2 separate regions of the Homo sapiens genome follow, and region 1 is linked to region 2. Evidence: chromatin loops called from intact Hi-C (ENCODE). Cell type or tissue: PC-9. All regions are shown on one strand. Each heading gives the region's core, and the rest is flanking DNA. Links, peaks and the distances in the headings are about the cores only.

What was found. Peaks named below come from ENCODE experiments on the same cell type or tissue, not always from the same donor. Only the 100,000 strongest peaks of a DNase experiment are listed, where the experiment ranks them.
Region 1: a loop joins it to region 2, with 7 times the contacts of the local background. A loop is called at or near these places in 3 of 110 quality-filtered maps.

Annotation. Positions count from the first base shown.
Region 1 is chr7:74,413,843-74,421,736 of GRCh38, reverse strand. No RefSeq gene overlaps it. Among named protein-coding and RNA genes, the nearest start is that of GTF2IRD1, 36 kb to the left of the region's middle. RefSeq lists a silencer at 4,112-4,241. In PC-9, for the core only: CTCF peaks have their summits at 3,996 and 4,207 (motif pointing left); a DNase peak (open chromatin) is centred at 4,136.
Region 2 is chr7:74,471,176-74,479,069 of GRCh38, reverse strand. The region is part of intron 1 of GTF2IRD1 (GTF2I repeat domain containing 1); the gene reads right to left. Among named protein-coding and RNA genes, the nearest start is that of GTF2IRD1, 21 kb to the right of the region's middle. RefSeq lists enhancers at 1-574, 575-1,156. In PC-9, for the core only: no CTCF peak of the experiment used is centred there; DNase peaks (open chromatin) are centred at 1,649, 2,209 and 3,219; H3K27ac peaks cover 3,611 bases.

The DNA.
Region 1 (7,894 bases), core at 1,445-6,444, 58 kb after region 2:
AAATTAAAATGAAAAGCTATGAAGTTGGTCTTAAAAGTTACTCTCCACAAGAGATAAAAGTTAAGAGGTTTAAAATAATGATAAAGTGACAAAATAAATGTGATTTAAGAAGATAGATGATCAATGCCTCAGGTCTGGGATTAAAAGATTAAAAATACAAACATTAAAGACGTAAGTCTGAGAAGATGGAGATGACCACCCAGGAGACAGAGAGACGGTGCAGAGAAGGGGACCGCAGATGAAGAACTGGCATTAGGGAGAAAGAATATCTTGTTTCTTTTCTTTTCTTCTTTTTTCTTTAAGAAGATACTGGGGGTCAGGCAGGGCGTGATGGCTCGTGCCTGTAATCCCAGCACTTTGGGAGGCCGAGACAGGGGGATCACGAGGTCAAGGGATTGAGACCATCTTGGCCAACATGGTGAAACCCTGTCTCTACTAAAAATACAAAAAAATTAGCTGGGTGTGGTGGCGCACACCTGTAGTCCCAGCTACTCAGGAGGCTGAGGCAGGAGAATCAGTTGATCTCAGGAGGCAGAGGTTGCAGTGAGCCGAGGGCCAAGGTCACGCCACTGCACTCCAGCCTGGCGACAGAGCAAGACTCTGTCCAAAAAATCCCCAAAAAGATACAGTGTCTCACTATGTTGCCCAGACTGATCTCCAGCTCCTGGGCTCAAGTGAGCCTCCTGCTTCAGCCTCCCAGAGTGCTAGGATTACAGGCATGAGCCACCGCACCTGGCCCATATTTATTTTCTGAACAAGAGATAAACTTTCAAGTAAAGAGGACTGAAATAAAAGAAAGAAAGAAGGAAGGAAAGAAAGAACAAACGAAAGAAAGAAAGAAAGAAAGAAAGAAAGAAAGAAAGAAAGAAAGAAAGAAAGAAAAACAGCTTTATTTATTTATTTATTATTTATTTATTTGAGACAGGGTCTCGCTCTGTCATCCAGGCTGGAGGGCAGTGGCATGATCATGGCTCACTGCAGCCTCGGCCTCCTGGACTCAGGTGATCCTCCCACGTCAGCCTCCCCAGTAGCTGGGATTACAGACATGTGCCGCCATGCCTGGGGTTTCACCATGTTGCCCAGGCTGGTCTCGAACTCCTAAGCTCAAGCAATCCTCCCGCCTCGACCTCCCAAAGTGCCAGATTACAGGTGTGAGCCACCATGTCCAGTACAGAAAAGTTGTTTTAAAGAAAACAATTCTGGGTGGATCACCTGAGGTTAGGAGTTGAGACCAGCCTAACCAACATGGTGAAACCCTGACTCTACTAAAAATACAAAATTAGCTGGGCGTGGTGGCGCATGCCTGTAATCCCAGCTACTTGGGAGGCTGAGGCAGGAGAATCGCTTGAACACGGGAAGCAGAGGTTGCAGTGAACAGAGATTGCGCCACTGCACTCCAGCTTGGGTGACAGAGCGGGACTCCACTTCAAAATAAAGAAGGAAAAAGAAAGAAAGAAAAAGAGATAAAGGAAGGGAGGAAAGAGAAAGAAAGAAAGAGAGAGAAAGAGAGAAAGAAAGAGAAAGAAGAAAGAGAAAGAAAGAAGGAAGGAAAGAAAAAGAAAGAAAAAAGAAAGAAAGAAAGGAAAGAAAGAAAAAGAAAGAAAGAAGGAAAGAAAGAAAGTGGGTGGGCAGAAAGGAAGGAGGCAGGGAGGGAGGAGGGAAGGAAGAAGAGAAGGAGGGAGGGAGGGAAGGAGGGAGGGAGGGAAGGAGGGAGGGAGGGAAGGAAGGAAGGAAATCAATTAATTAATAGAGTTACTAAAAAATATTGAATAAATAAATGAAGAAAACTATAGCCAAAAGCTTGAACATTTCGGATCAAGATGGTCAAATAAACTCAAATTACAAAAAAAAAAAAAAAAAAACAAAAATGAGGACAATTAGATGACTTGGAAAGGGTACAGAAAGAGGACAGTTTGTCAGGATGCGGGGGCAACCTGGCAGTGTCTGGAGCTCTGGGAGAGCAGTTGAGGTGGAGTGCAAGATTGAAGATGGAAGTTTGTGCAGTGGTGGAATTGATCAATCCGTCTGACAGCCACTCGTGGGCACCTGTGTGCCACGCCCTGGGCTGAGAGTCAGAGATGTGGGGGTGGCAGTGGTGGCTCATGCCTGTAATCCCAGCAATCTAGGAGGCTGAGACAGGCCAATCGTTTGAGCCCAAGAGTTCGAGACCAGCCTGGGCAACATGGCAAAACCCCATCTCTCTAAAAATACAAACAATTAGCTGGGCATGGTGGTGCACACCTGTAGTCCCAGCTACTTGGAAGGCTGAGGCAGGAGGACGGCTTGAGCCCAGAGATGAAGGCTGCAGTGAGCTGATTGCACCACTGCACTCCAGCCTGGGCAACAGAGTGAGACTCTGTCACACACACACAAGGAAAAAAACACACAAAAATTTCAGTTAGGAGGACTAAGTTCAAGAGATCCAAGTACAACATGGTGGCTATCCTTGATAACAATGTGTTCTAAACTTGCAAAGTACCAAGACAGTGGATTTTAAGCGTTCTCAGCACACTCCCCACAAAAAGACAAATGAGGTAATGCATATGCTAATTAGCTTGATGTAGCTGGTCCACACTTTATACATATTTCAAAACATCATATTGCACACCATAAATAGATACAATTTTTGTCAATTTAAAAAAAGAGGTTAGAGATATGTTGCGGTGCACACAGAGCACTCCCCTCTAGGGAGAGAGGTGTGAATCAAGTCCCCGATGGGCGCGTCTCTGCAGGCCGTGAAGAAAAAGTGTGTGTGTGTGCATGTGTGTATGTGTGCACAAGTGTGGATGTATATGCATGTATATGCGTGTGTGTATGTGTATGTGTATGTATATTGTTTGTGTGTATATATGTGCATGTTTGTGTATGTGAGTATACATCTCTTTGTGTGTAACGTGTGTATGTGCGTGTGTACCTGTGTACATGTGTATATGTGTACATGTATGTGTGTCTGTGTGTATGTGTATTTGTCCGTGTGTACATGTGTCTGTAGTGTTTGTGTGTCTGTGTATGTACGTGTTTGTGTATGTGTATGAGTTTTTGTGTATGTGTACGTATTTGTGTGTGTCTGTGTACGTGTCTATAGTGTTTGTGTATGTATGTGTTTGTGTATGTATATGTGTATGCATGTGTGTACGTGTGTACATGTATGTGTGTACGTGTGTGCATGTTTATATGTGTCTCTGTGTGCGTGTATATATATATGATGTGTACATGTATGTGTGTCTCTGTGTATGTGTGTATGTATCTGTGTGTGTGTGCCCATGCATGTGTGTGGGTCACTTGGAAAGGCCTGGGGGTGTGGGGTTGGAGGCAGGATCTGAGGCCTGAGCTGGGGGTGGGGGACAGGGCCCAGAGTGTGATGAATATGATGGACCCCAGGCTGCGGACCCGGTGCGGGGCTGTGAAGGTGCTCCTGGTGAACTCCAGGCTTGGGGCTGCTGGGAAACCGAGGCACAGCTGTGCGTGGGGCCAGCTGGAAATTGTGGCAGCGGGAGAGGGTGGCTGGGAGGGGGTCTAGACGGGGCTGGAGCCACCCTGGAGGCAGCAAGTCCTTCCCTTTGCTGGTAGCTCCAGAGAAAGGGCCCACAGCCTTACCCAAGGTTCCAGAGAAGCTTCTAGAAGTGAGCATCCTGGTTATTCGTCCTATACCATGTTCCTTCTGAATTTACACTGGACCCCAACTTCAGTCTCAAAACACTTCCCAGCCTCTCTTGGGGAGTGGGAGCGGGACCAGGGTGACTGCCCAGCTGAGGTTGGCAAGGGGGACGTGATGGGAGGGTTCAGGACTGAGAAAGTAGGCCAGGGTCAGCTCTGTGGAGGGAGCCCAGCCTGCGGGGAGGGGAGGCAGTGCTGTGCGGGAGGAGGGAGGCCAGGACAGTCCTGGCCCGGCACGGTCCCAGAGAGGGAATGAATGTCCACGCCCTGGCCGGCCTCTCTCCCAGGGATGGAAGTGTGGACACACACGGATACTCACAGAGAGGCCTGAACCAAGTCTGGGAGGCAACAGGGACAGGGAGCTCTGGGACTAGGAGCCGGGACACCTGGGTCCCCGTTGTTGCTCCCACGTGCAAAGCTGGCCTGTGTCTCCAGCCTTGCAGCCCTAAAGCCCAGTCTGGACAGAGGGTGGAATGGACAAGCCGCAGTGAGAGGGCCGAGGGTGACACCTGCTGGTAAATGGGAGGCATCACAGGCAAGACTTGGCTGGTGGGTCTCTTGCCGCCCAGGGGTGCGTGGTGTCACCCACCCTCCAGCCTCCCCTCCTGTTCTTCACCCCAGGACCCCACAAAAGGAGAAGGCAAATGTTTCCCGATCAGACCTGGAGGGTTTGATCAATGTCTCCCTCTCAGGCAGAGCAAAGAGAAGTGGGGCAAGAGAAGTCCCAGTTTATTTTTTTGAGACGGGGTCTTGCTCTGTCATCCAGGCTGGAGTGCAGCGGGGCTCACTGCAACCTCCGCCTCCTGGGCTCAAGCCATTCTCCTGCCTCAGCCAACCAAGTAGCTGGGATTACAGGCGCCTGCCGCCACGCCCGGCTAATTTTTGTATTTTTAGTAGAGATGGGTTTTCACCCTGTTAGCCAGGCTGGTCTAGAACTCCTGACCTCAAATGATCTGCCTGCCTTGGCCTCCCAAAGTGCTGGAATTACAGGCATGAGCCACTGTGCCTGGCTAATTTTTGTATGTTTAGTAGAGACAGGGTTTCACCATGTTGGCCAGGCTGGTCTCAAATTCCTGACCTCAGGTGATCTGCCCTCCTCGGCCTCCCAAAGTGCTGGGATTACAGGCGTGAGCCACCGCGCCTGGCCTAGAAGTCCCGGTTTCTGAGCTTCCCTCAACATGAGACAGACACTGTGTTGGAGGGGGAGGGTTGCAGCAGTGGTTGTCGCCATAACCCCATGCCATGGAGATGCCTTCCAAAGGCCAGTACTGTGAACCTTGGGGCGGAAGGGTCATGAGGACACCCCGCCCCCTGCTTCAGACCACACTGGTTCAATCCCCACCCCCAAAACACTGATGCTCCAAGCTTTATTTAATTTTCCCAAAGCTGGACCCAGGGCCACATCCCAGGAGTGACCCAGAGAAGGATGTCCCCCCAACCCCTACCCAAACCATGATTCCCAAGATGTTCAGCTGTGACCCCTGCCTGGGGCTTATGTTACCACTTTATAGATGAGAAAACTGAAGCTGGGGAGGGAAGGGCTCTGCCCAGGGCCACAGGCTGGTTACTGCCCAAGTCAGAGTTGGAACTTGGGTCTCAGCTGCTGCAAGGTGCTGCCTTTTTTTTTTTTTTTTTTCTGAGACAGGGTCTTGCTCTGTTGCCCAGGCTGGAGTGCAGTGGCACAATCATAGCTCACTGCAACCTCGACCTCCCAGGCTCAAGCAATCCTTCTGCCTCAGCCTCCTGAATAGCTGGGACTACAGAGTGTGCCACTGTGCTTGGCCAGTTAAAAAAAAATATATATATATAGGCTGGGCGCGGTGGCTCATGCCTGTAATCCTTGCACTTTGGGAGGCAGAGGCAGGTGGATCACCTGAGGTCAGGAGTTCGAGACCAGCCTGGCCAACATGATGAAACCCCCCCTCTACTAAAAATACGAAAAAATTAGTTGGGCGTGGTGGTGGGCGCCTGTAATCCCAGCTACTCAGGAGGCTGAGGCAGGAGAATCGCTTGAACCCGGGAGGCGGAGGTTACAGTGAGCCAAGAACGCACCACTGCACTGCAGCCTGGGCAACAAAATATATATCTATATAAAATATTTAAAAATATATAAATATATATAATATTTTAAAAATATATATATTTAAAAATATATAAATATATATATATTTTTGGTAGAGATGGGACTCTCACTATATTGTCCAGGATTGTCTCAAACTCCTGGCCTCAAGCGATCCTCCCATCTCTGCCTTCCAAAGTGCTGGGATTACAGGTGTGAGCCACCACACCTGGCTGAAGCTGCCTCTTGATCACAAATCTACAGTCCTGTGAGTTATAAGGTGGTACTAGGCAATTCACCTACATCAGAATTTATAAAAGGAGGCCCCAGCTGTTGGTGATGAGAAAAAATGAGCGAGGAGAATTGCTTTAGGGCACTGTCTTAACCTCACACTATTGAGGCTCTAGGTGGGATAATTCTTTGTTCCGGGGCTCTGTCCTATGCATCGTAGGGTATTTAGCAGCATTCCTGGCCTCTGTTCCCTACATGCCGGTAGCATGCCCCCGTTGTGACCACCAATAACGTCTCTAGACATTGCTAAATGTCCCCGAGGGGGCAAGTATCCCCGGTTGAGAACTACAGGTTTGGACAGAGCTGTGTGGCGAATCCCACCTTCCAGGCGAGGGTGGGGTTGCCATCCCCCAGCTGAAGCCTCATAGGCGGGGTGGGCCTCCTTGGAGAGCTTGTTATCCCTCCCTGGCAGTGGATGGGTGCCTAAGATTTTAGGTCCTGAATTGAGGCTATGTTTGCGATTCTTTTTTTTTTTTTTTGGAAACAGGGTCTTGCTCTGTTGCCCAGGCTGGAGTGCAATGGCATGGTTATAACTCACTGCAACCTTGAACTCCTGGGCTCAAGTGATCCTCCTGCCTCAGCCTCCCTAGTAGCTGGGACCACAGGCATGTAGCACCATGCCCAGCTTTTTTTTTTTTTTAGATTTTGGGGTCTGGCTATGCTGCCCAGGCTGGTCTTGAACTCCTGACCTCAAGCGATCCTTCCACCTCTGCCTCCCAAAGTGCTGGGATTATAGGCATGAGCCACCGCATCCAGCCTCGCCCACTTTTTGAGAGCATGATGAAGTGGAAGGGCCTGTCCAAGTTTTTCTCCAGTAACGGGCAGGTCAACCCCTACTTGGAGAGGTTTAAGGACAAATTGGGAGAGAAAAATAAAGTTGCTGTTAAGACTATGCCCTGTGAATCCTGCTTGGATCTTTGCCTTTGGCATTCTGCCAATTATATTTTATATAATGTGCGTAGATGTGTATTTCCTTTTATTTTTATTTATTTATTTATTTTTGAGATGGAGTCTGTCTCTGTCACCCAGGCTGGAGTGCAGTGGCACAGTCTCAGCTCACTGCAACTTCCACCTCCTGGGTTCAAGCGATTCTCCTGCTTCAGCCTCCCAAGTAGCTGGGAGTATAGGTGGTGCCACCACATTGGCTAATTTTTGTATTTTTAGTAGAGACGGGGTTTCACCGTGTTGGCCAGGCTGGTCTCGAACTCTGGACCTCAGGTGATCCGCCTGCCTCAGCCTCCCAAAGTGCTGGGATTACAGGCGTGAGCCACTGTACCTGGCCTGGATTTCTTTTTATTTATAATATTTGGAGTTCTTTTTTTTTTTTTTTTTTGAGCTGGAGTCTCACTTTGTCACCCATGCTGGAGTGCAATGGTGCGATCTCAGCTCACTACAACCTCTGCCTCCTGGGTTCAAGAGATTCTCCTGCCTCAGCCTCCCGAGTTGCTGGCATTACAGGTTCCCACCACCAAGTCTGGCTAATTTTTGTATTTTTAGTAGAGACAGGTTTTCACCATGTTGGCCAGGCTGGTCTTGAACTCCTTACCTCAAACGATCTGCCTGACTCGGCCTCCCAAAGTGCTGGGATTACAGGCGTGAGCCACCGCGCCTGGCCTGGATTTCTTTGTACTTTGCATTCACATCTTTCATCAATTCTGGAAGTTTCTCAGCTGTTTCCTCTTTAAATAATGCTTTTCTTCAATTCTATTTTCTTTGCCACCCGATTAGACCTATGTTAGGCTTTTTATTTTATTTATTTATTTTTTTGAGATGGAGTCTCACTCTGTCGCCCAGGCTGGAGTGCAGTGGCATGATCTCGGCTCACTGCAAGCTCTGCCTCCTGGGTTCACACCATTCTCCTGCCTCAGCCTCCTGAGTAGCTGGGAC
Region 2 (7,894 bases), core at 1,217-6,216:
GGGATGGAGGACGGGGCAGAGCTTTGGGACCAGGAGCTGGCGACGGGGGGTCCCAAGGGAGGCACCTGGAATGACCACCAGGTTTCTGATCCCAGGAGTTTGAGACCAGCCTGGGCAACATAGTGAGACCCCATCTCTATAATTTTTTTTTTTTTAATTAGCCTAGTGTGATAGCATGTGCCTGTAGTCCCAGCTACTCCAGAGGCTGGGGTGGGAGGGTTGCTTGGGCCCAGGAGGCAGAGGTTGCAGTGAGCCATGATCACGCTACTGCACTCCAGCCTGGACAATACAGCAAGACCCTATCTCAAAAAAAAAGGTGGGGCTGGTGGCTCATGCCTATAATCCCAGCACTTTGGGAGGCTGAGGTGGGTGGTTCAGTTGAGGCCAGGAGTTTGAGACCAGCCTGGCCAACATGGTGAAACCCCATCTCTACTAAAAGCATAAAAATTAGTTGGGCGTGGTGGCATGTGCCTGTAATCCCAGCTACTCAGGAGGATGAGGTGGGAGGATCGCTTGAGCCCAAGAGTTCTAGGCTACAGTGAGCTATGATCGCACCACTGCACTCCAGCCTGGGTGACAGAGCAAGACCCTGTCTCTAAACACACACACACACACACAATGCTCAAACTTTCCTCTCCCCACTGAGCAAAAGGGTGATGGTAATTCTACTGCTCTCAGCTCTGTGAGAGCCCCACGTGAGAATGTGTGAACAGGGCCTGGCGCTGGGCCTGGGGACACCAAGTGCCCGCTCACTTAACAGCAGTGATGACGGGGACGATTGCTCAAGCTGACATCACCCGCCGAGCTGCTGTCCACCCCTGACATCAGGTCCCGTGTTGCTCACAGTATATCTCTGTCCCTCCACGCAAGGGGCGGTTGGGGAGTGCTGGGTGGGAAATGCAGGCTTGGCACCCAGCTAGGGGTCAGGGAACCCGGGCATTTGGTGCCCCCAGTTCTGGCTGAGCCCCGGAGGCTTATCTGAGCTCATGTGCATGGTGCAGAAGTATTTATTTGTTCTCAGGCAGGCATCTGAAAAGCGTGGGGGCTGGGTGTCAGGAGACAGTGGGAGGAAACCAGCTCTGGGGCGGTGCCAACCCCTGGGGCCAGGCAGTGCAGGGGGGCCCTGGGATCCTGTCTCCCAAGAACCCTTCGCTTGCCAGACATAAACATGCCTTCTCAGAACAACACGGATGAGGAACATCAGGCCTTTTCTTGTCGGGAAAAGGCTGGACGGAAAAAAGCCCATTACTCGTGGGTGATCTAATCCTGGGGCGCTGGCTCACGGGGCCCCCAGCCCTGCCCGCCTGAGCCGGCTCACTCCCCGACCTCTACCCACCCATGCCCCTGCAACCACTGAGCCAACGGGTGAGGACAGGTGTCCCAGGGCAGGCTATGCCCTGCAGTGGGCTGGGGAACAGCCCACCTGCTATGTAAAACCTCAGCACTAGCACTGCCCCTCCCTGGGCCTCAGTTTCTCCATCTGTCAATGGAGAACCTGGGCTAGAAGTTGTCTGAGGGCCTTGCCATCCTTGGCCCCAGATGGAAGGATCCCCATGCCCCCTCCCTCCCCTGGCATCTGGCCTCCCCACCTGCCCTGACCTACTCCAAAGCATTCATTATAGTCACCCCATTCCAGTCACCCAGCCCTGCCCTGCCCCGTCCCACCCCAAATGCCCTCTGGCCCTCCCCGCACCTCTTTTTTTTTTGGACACAAAAAAAAAACTGTCGCCCAGGCTGGAGTGCACTGGTGCGATCTTAGCTCACTGCAACCTCTGTCTCTCAGGTTCAAGTGATTCTCCTGACTCAGCCTCTTGAGTAGCGGGGATTACAGGTGCGCACTGGCATGTGTGGCTAATTTTTGTATTTTTAGTAGAGATGGGGTTTCACCATGTTGGCCAGGCTGGTCTCAAACTCCTGGCCTCAAGTGATCCTCCCTCCTCAGCCTCCCAAAGTGCTGGGATTACAGGCGCGATCCACCACGCCCAGCCCCGTTCTTGCTTTAAACACTTGGATGCCCCATCTTCCAGAGCCCTTTCATCTTCTAGTCCCCATTCCAGAGGCTTCCCTATTTCCAGTCTTGGGCCTACCCACATCCTCAGCCCTTGTTCCCGTCTTTTAGATGCTGTGGGACGCTGACTAAGTGCTCATTTTCACCACACCTGTTAGGACCCAGTCCCTGAACGGGGGTGAATCAGGCCCACTCCTTGCCCTGGAGCTCCTGGGTGAGGAAAGAGAAGCTAAAGTTTATAAACGGTGACCAAAGATCATCAGCTCCTCATGTGGGGAGTGACCAGGCGTGGGCACATCCAGGATGGATGGCTGGCATCGGCCCAGGAGCACTGGCCCCAAAGGCTGGGTGGCTGTTCAGTGGGGAAGACTGGGGCCAAGGTCAGCTTGGGCAAAGGCTAGAGGCAGGAGAGTACGGTGGGGAACCGATGAAATCTGGGAGGTTCAGAGGCAGGCGGATCACTTAAGGTCAGGAGTTTGAGATCAGCCTGGCCAACACAGTGAAACCCCATCTCTACTAAAAATAAAAAAATTAGCCGAGCCTGGTGGCGTGCACCTGTATCCCAGCTACTTGGGAGGCTGAGGCAGGAGAATCGCTTGAACCCGGGAGGCAGAGGTTGCAGTGAGCCGAGATCGCACCGCTGCACTCCAGCCTGGGCGACAGAGTGAGACTCCGTCTCAAAAGAAAAAAAAAAAGGAGGTTCAGAAGGCTTCCAAGCGGGCGTGGAAGAGGCAGACATCCACCAGGAACTTGGGCTTGCCAGGCCAGGCTGGGCTGAGCCATGATTTAGTAATAAAAATAACAACTAGCTGCCATCAGCCCCTTCTCTGGGGCTTGGGCGGGACCCACCAGGCACCACCAGCCCACACCTACGCCATCCCATTTTACAGACAGGAGTCCAGAGCATCGGGATTAGTTGACTTGTAAGTGTCCACACCATCCAACTGCAAAATAGCCACACCCCCATCCCTCACCACCACCAGGCATTGGAGAAGAGGCTGTTTTGTACAGGTGTCTATCCGTTATCGGGTACCTGGACCACACCTGCCACCTCCACGCACACAGACATCTTGGCAGATGCTCATCAGTGGGTGCCGCCAGCCCATTCATTCATTCCACAAACACCAAAGCACCCACTGCAGGCCCAATGTGTACTCCAGATCAGGAATGTCACCAGACAGGCAGGATCAGGCCGCAGAGTCCAGGAAGTCCCCCGTCACCCCGGCGGGTGACTACGCATCAGACGGGTGGCTCACGTTAATGGCCTGGTCCCTGAGGAATGGCACCCCTTGTTTTGTAGCTGGGTGTGCGCATGCACACACATCCGGCCCTTTCTCTGAACACCTGCATTACTTCCACTTCTGCCCTCACCTGTCAGAAAAGCCTGGCCACCTGCATCCAACCTGGGCTTGCCCGAGCCTTGGCCAGGTGGTGCAATTTCATGAAGCGGCCCCTCCCCTTCCAAAACCCAGGGACAGAGCAACTTGGAGGAGTCCAGCCCGGGCCACACCCTCCCCTCCCTAGGGTACAGCAACAGATGGCAGGGCAGCCCCTCACCAAAACCCTGTAGTCTCAGGAACGTACATGAGGCCAGGCCCCAGGAGGTCTGGGTCTAGTGGAGGCTCAGCCTCGAGTGGCTGTGTGATGCTGGAGAACTTCCTTCCCCTCTCTGGGCCCCAGTACCCTCCAATGAAGACATATTAACACCCTGTCCCTTCCTCACAAAGTAGAGGTGGGAGGTGAGAGTCAGGCCCAATGGACAAGGGTTGAGTATCATTTTTCTTTTCTTTCTTTCTTTTTTTAAGAGACAGGGTCTCTTGCTCTGTCACCCAGCCTATGATCGCAATGGCGTGATCATAGCTCACTGCAGCCTCCAACTCCTGGGTTCAAGTGATCCTTCTGCCTCAGACTCCCAAGTAGCTGGGACTTAAGGTGTGTGCCATCGTGTCCAGCTACTTATTTTATTTTTTGTAGAGATGGAGTCTTGCTATGTTGCCCTGGCTGGTCTCAAACTCTTAGCCTCAAGTGATCGTCCCAAATCCTTCCTGAGTATCTGGGACTACAGGCACACACCACCATACCTGGCTAATTTTATTTTATTTTATTTTTTTTGTAGAGATGGAGTTTTGCTATGTTGCCAAGGCTGGTCTCAAACTCCTGGACTCAAGCAGTCTTCCCGCCTCAACCTCCCAAAGTGTTGGGATTACAGGCCCGAGCCACTGCTCCCAGCCAGATCCCTTTCCCTCAAAACCCCACCTGGGCCTCAGGGCTAGCTGGGCCTGGGATGACATTTCTGAGAAATCACAGTTGCGTTGCAGCCATCAGTGGCAGGAGCTGTGCTGCTGATGGGCATCTCGCAACCCACCTCAGCAACACTACAAACACAACAGTACTCTCCCCATTTTACAGATGAGGATGTAGAGGCTCAGAAAGGCTGAGCAACTCGCCCAAGGTCACACAGCACAAAGAGTCAGGGGCCAGCTTCAAAGTGAAGTCTGCTGGGATCTGGAGTAAACATGGCCCTGCACCCCTACAATGTCCCCTGCACAGCCCCCCAGGCATGGCTCACTGTCAACCACAATCCAGTCCCACTGTCCAGATGAGTGATTCACACACAAATATTTGCACCAAGATGGGAGTGGCTCTCCCATAGGCTCATTATTTATTCCAAACACATCTTTTCTGCCTGCCCTGCTAGAGGCAGAGGGGTTTCCCCACCAGGGGGGCTACAGTGAGACCTGAGGTGGGCTTCCTGCAGGCATTGTGAGTCCTGAAAACCAGAGGGGACCCCATAGGTAAGAAAATATCGTTTTCTTTTGAGACAGAGTCTCACTTCATTGCCCAGGCTGGAGTGCAGTGGCACGACCTCGGCTCAGTGGTTGAACTCACCTCCCGGGTTCAAGCAATTCTCCTGCCTCAGCCTCCCAAATAGATAGGATTACAGGTGCCCATCAGCATGCCCAGTTAATTTTTTTGTTTGTTTTTTTTTTTTGTATTTTTAGTAGAGATGGGGTTTCGCCACGTTGGCCAGCCTGGTCTCGAACTCCTGACCTCAGGTGATCCACCCGCCTCGGCCTCCCAAAGTGCTGGGATTACAGGTGTGAGCCACTGCGCCCAGCCTTAATTTTTGTATTTTTAGTACAGACGGGGTTTCATCAAGTTGGTCAGGCTGGTCTCGAACTCCTGACCTCAGGTGATCCGCCCAGCTCGGCGTGAGCCACTGCACCCAGCTGAAGATATCGTTTTCTGAGCCAAAAATAGGGCAGTGGGCAAGTGTCCTGTGCTACCAAGGTTGCGGGCTGTCCAGGATGGTGGGTGGGTTATGGACAGTTCCTGGAAGTGGGCAGGCTCACCACCCAGACCCCAGACTCCAGGAGGTTCAGTCTGCCTCCCCTCATCTGCAGGAGTGGGCACTAAACCAAGAAAATGGGAGCAATGAATCACGGGGTTCACAGCCAATAAGAATCCCCAAAGCCGTGCGCAGTGGCTCATGCCTGTAATCCCAACATTTTGGGAGGCCAAAGTGAGAGGATTACTTGAAGCCAAGAGTTTGAGGCTGCAGTGAGCTATGACTGTTCCACTGTACTCCAGCTTGGGCGACAGAGGAAGACCCTCTCTCAAAAAAAAAAAAAAGCCCTGAGCTGCCACCATGCAACCTCCACGCCCAACCTCACAGAAGTTTCCAGAGCTCTTGGCAGCCCCAGGCTGGTGGACACAGCAATACCAGAATAAACCAGGGGGCGGGACTACGTCCCTGAGACTGGGTTCCTCCCTTGGGAAGGGACACCGGCCAAGATCTCTCCCCTGCCCCCACCAGGTTCTCCTGGGGTCCTTCCCTTAGGAAGCTCTTCTGGTTGTCATCCCAACCAGGCTGACCCCAATTCTGCATTTGCTGGGATCTACCTGAACACATCATGAGGCTTGGGGGTTACTCCAGGTGATGTCAGGAGCTCCAAAGAGCAGAAACCAGTGCTCTGTTCTCCTGTCTGTCCCTGGGGGGCCATCAACCATTCTCACAGCTCCCCATAATCAACCACTTGCCAGCCTTCACCGCACTCTCTCCTCTCCTCCGCTGCGGTGTTGCAGATGCTCTGACCACTCTCCCTTCCCTACCCAACTCTGCCCTGTCCAGGGTACGCTGCAGCAAAGCCTCCCACCAGCTGTGGGGCCAGCTTGGGCCTGTCCAGCCTCCCGAACCAGGAGCAGGAGACAAGGGAGGCTCCAGAGGCATCTGCAGGAGGGCAAGGAGGCCCAGACCAAGAGTCATGGATGTGGATTGATTGATTGATTATTTATTTATTTATTTACTGAGGCAGAGTTTCGCTCTTGTTGCCCAGGCTGGAGGGCAGTGGTGCGATCTCGGCTCACTGCAATCTCCGCCTCCCGGGTTGAAGCAGTTCTCATGTCTCAGCCTCACAAGTAGCTGGGATTACAGGCACCCCCCGCCATGCCTGGCTAAATTTTTTTTTGTATTTTTAATAGAGATGGGGTTTCACCACGTTGCCCAGGCTGCTCTCGAACTCCCGACCTCAAGTGATCCTCCTGCCTCGGCCTCCCAAAGTGCTGGGATTACAGGCGTGAGCCACTGTGCCCGGCCAGATGTGGTTTTAGATCTTGATCCTCGTAACTCTAGAACCTTAGTCAAGTGTCTTCCCAGCCCTGGGCCTCAGTTTCCCCATCTGAAAAAGAGAAGAGGCCAGTATATTCTGAGGTTCCCTCCAGTTCTAACATTCTATGGCTCCCTCCATCCAAGAAGCTCGGGAAACCCCAAGAGGGGTTAGGATGTCCAAGGAAGGGAAAGAGGGGGGCCCCACTGCAGCACCTGGCCCCGGCCCTATGCACAACTCAGGTTGGCCAACTTGACAGACCAAAACTCACCATTGGTAGAAGGGATGGTGGCACCAACTAGAACAAATGAGATGGTGAACTCCAAGTGGAGTTACTCTGGAAAGGCCAGTTCCAGGCCAGGCCCCTTTTTACCTGGAGTGTAATATACATGCAATAAAATTCATTCTTTCTGACATACAGTTCTATGAGTGTTCTGTTTTGTTTGTTTGTTTGTTTGTTGTTGAGACAGAGTCTCATTCTGTCGCCTAGGCTGGAGAGCAGTGGCGCCATCTCGGCTCACTGCAGACTCCGCCTCCCGGATTCAAGCAATTCTCCTGCCTCAGCCTCCTGAGCAGCTGGGATTACAGGCACCCACCACCATGCCTGGCTAATTTTTGTAATTTTAGTAGAGACAGAGTTTCACCACATTGGCCAGGATGGTCTCAATCTCCTGACCTCATGATCTGCCCGCCTTGGCCTCCCAAAGTGTTGGGATTACAGACGTCAGCCACCGCACCCGGCCGTTTTTTTTGTTTTTTTTTTTGTTTTTTTTTTTTTTTTTAAATATTTCAAAAAGATAGAGACAGGGGTCTTGCTATGTTACCCAGTAAACATAGTTTGGTCTCAAACTTCTGGGCTCAAACCACCCTCCCACCTCAGCCTCCTGAGTAGCTGGGAATACAAGTGCAAGCCACAGTGCCTGGCTAATTTTTAAATCTTTTTGTAGAGATGGGGTCTCGCTCTGTCACCCAGGCTAGAGTGCAGTGGCACAATTATAGCTCACCGCAGGCTTGAACTCCCAGCCTCAAGCAATTCTCCCGGCTCAGCCTCTTGAGTAGCTGGAACTACAGCTGTGTGCCACCACACCCGGCTAATTTTTTTGGCTGTCTAAGCTGGTCTCAGATTCCTGACCTCAAGCGATCCTCCTGCCTCAGTCTTCCAAAGTGCTGGGATTACAGGCATGAGCCTCTGGCCATATTTCTATGAGTTTTCACAAATGCAAACAGTCAGGTGACTGCCACCGTAATCAAAACGCATTTCAGTTCCATCTCCCCAAAA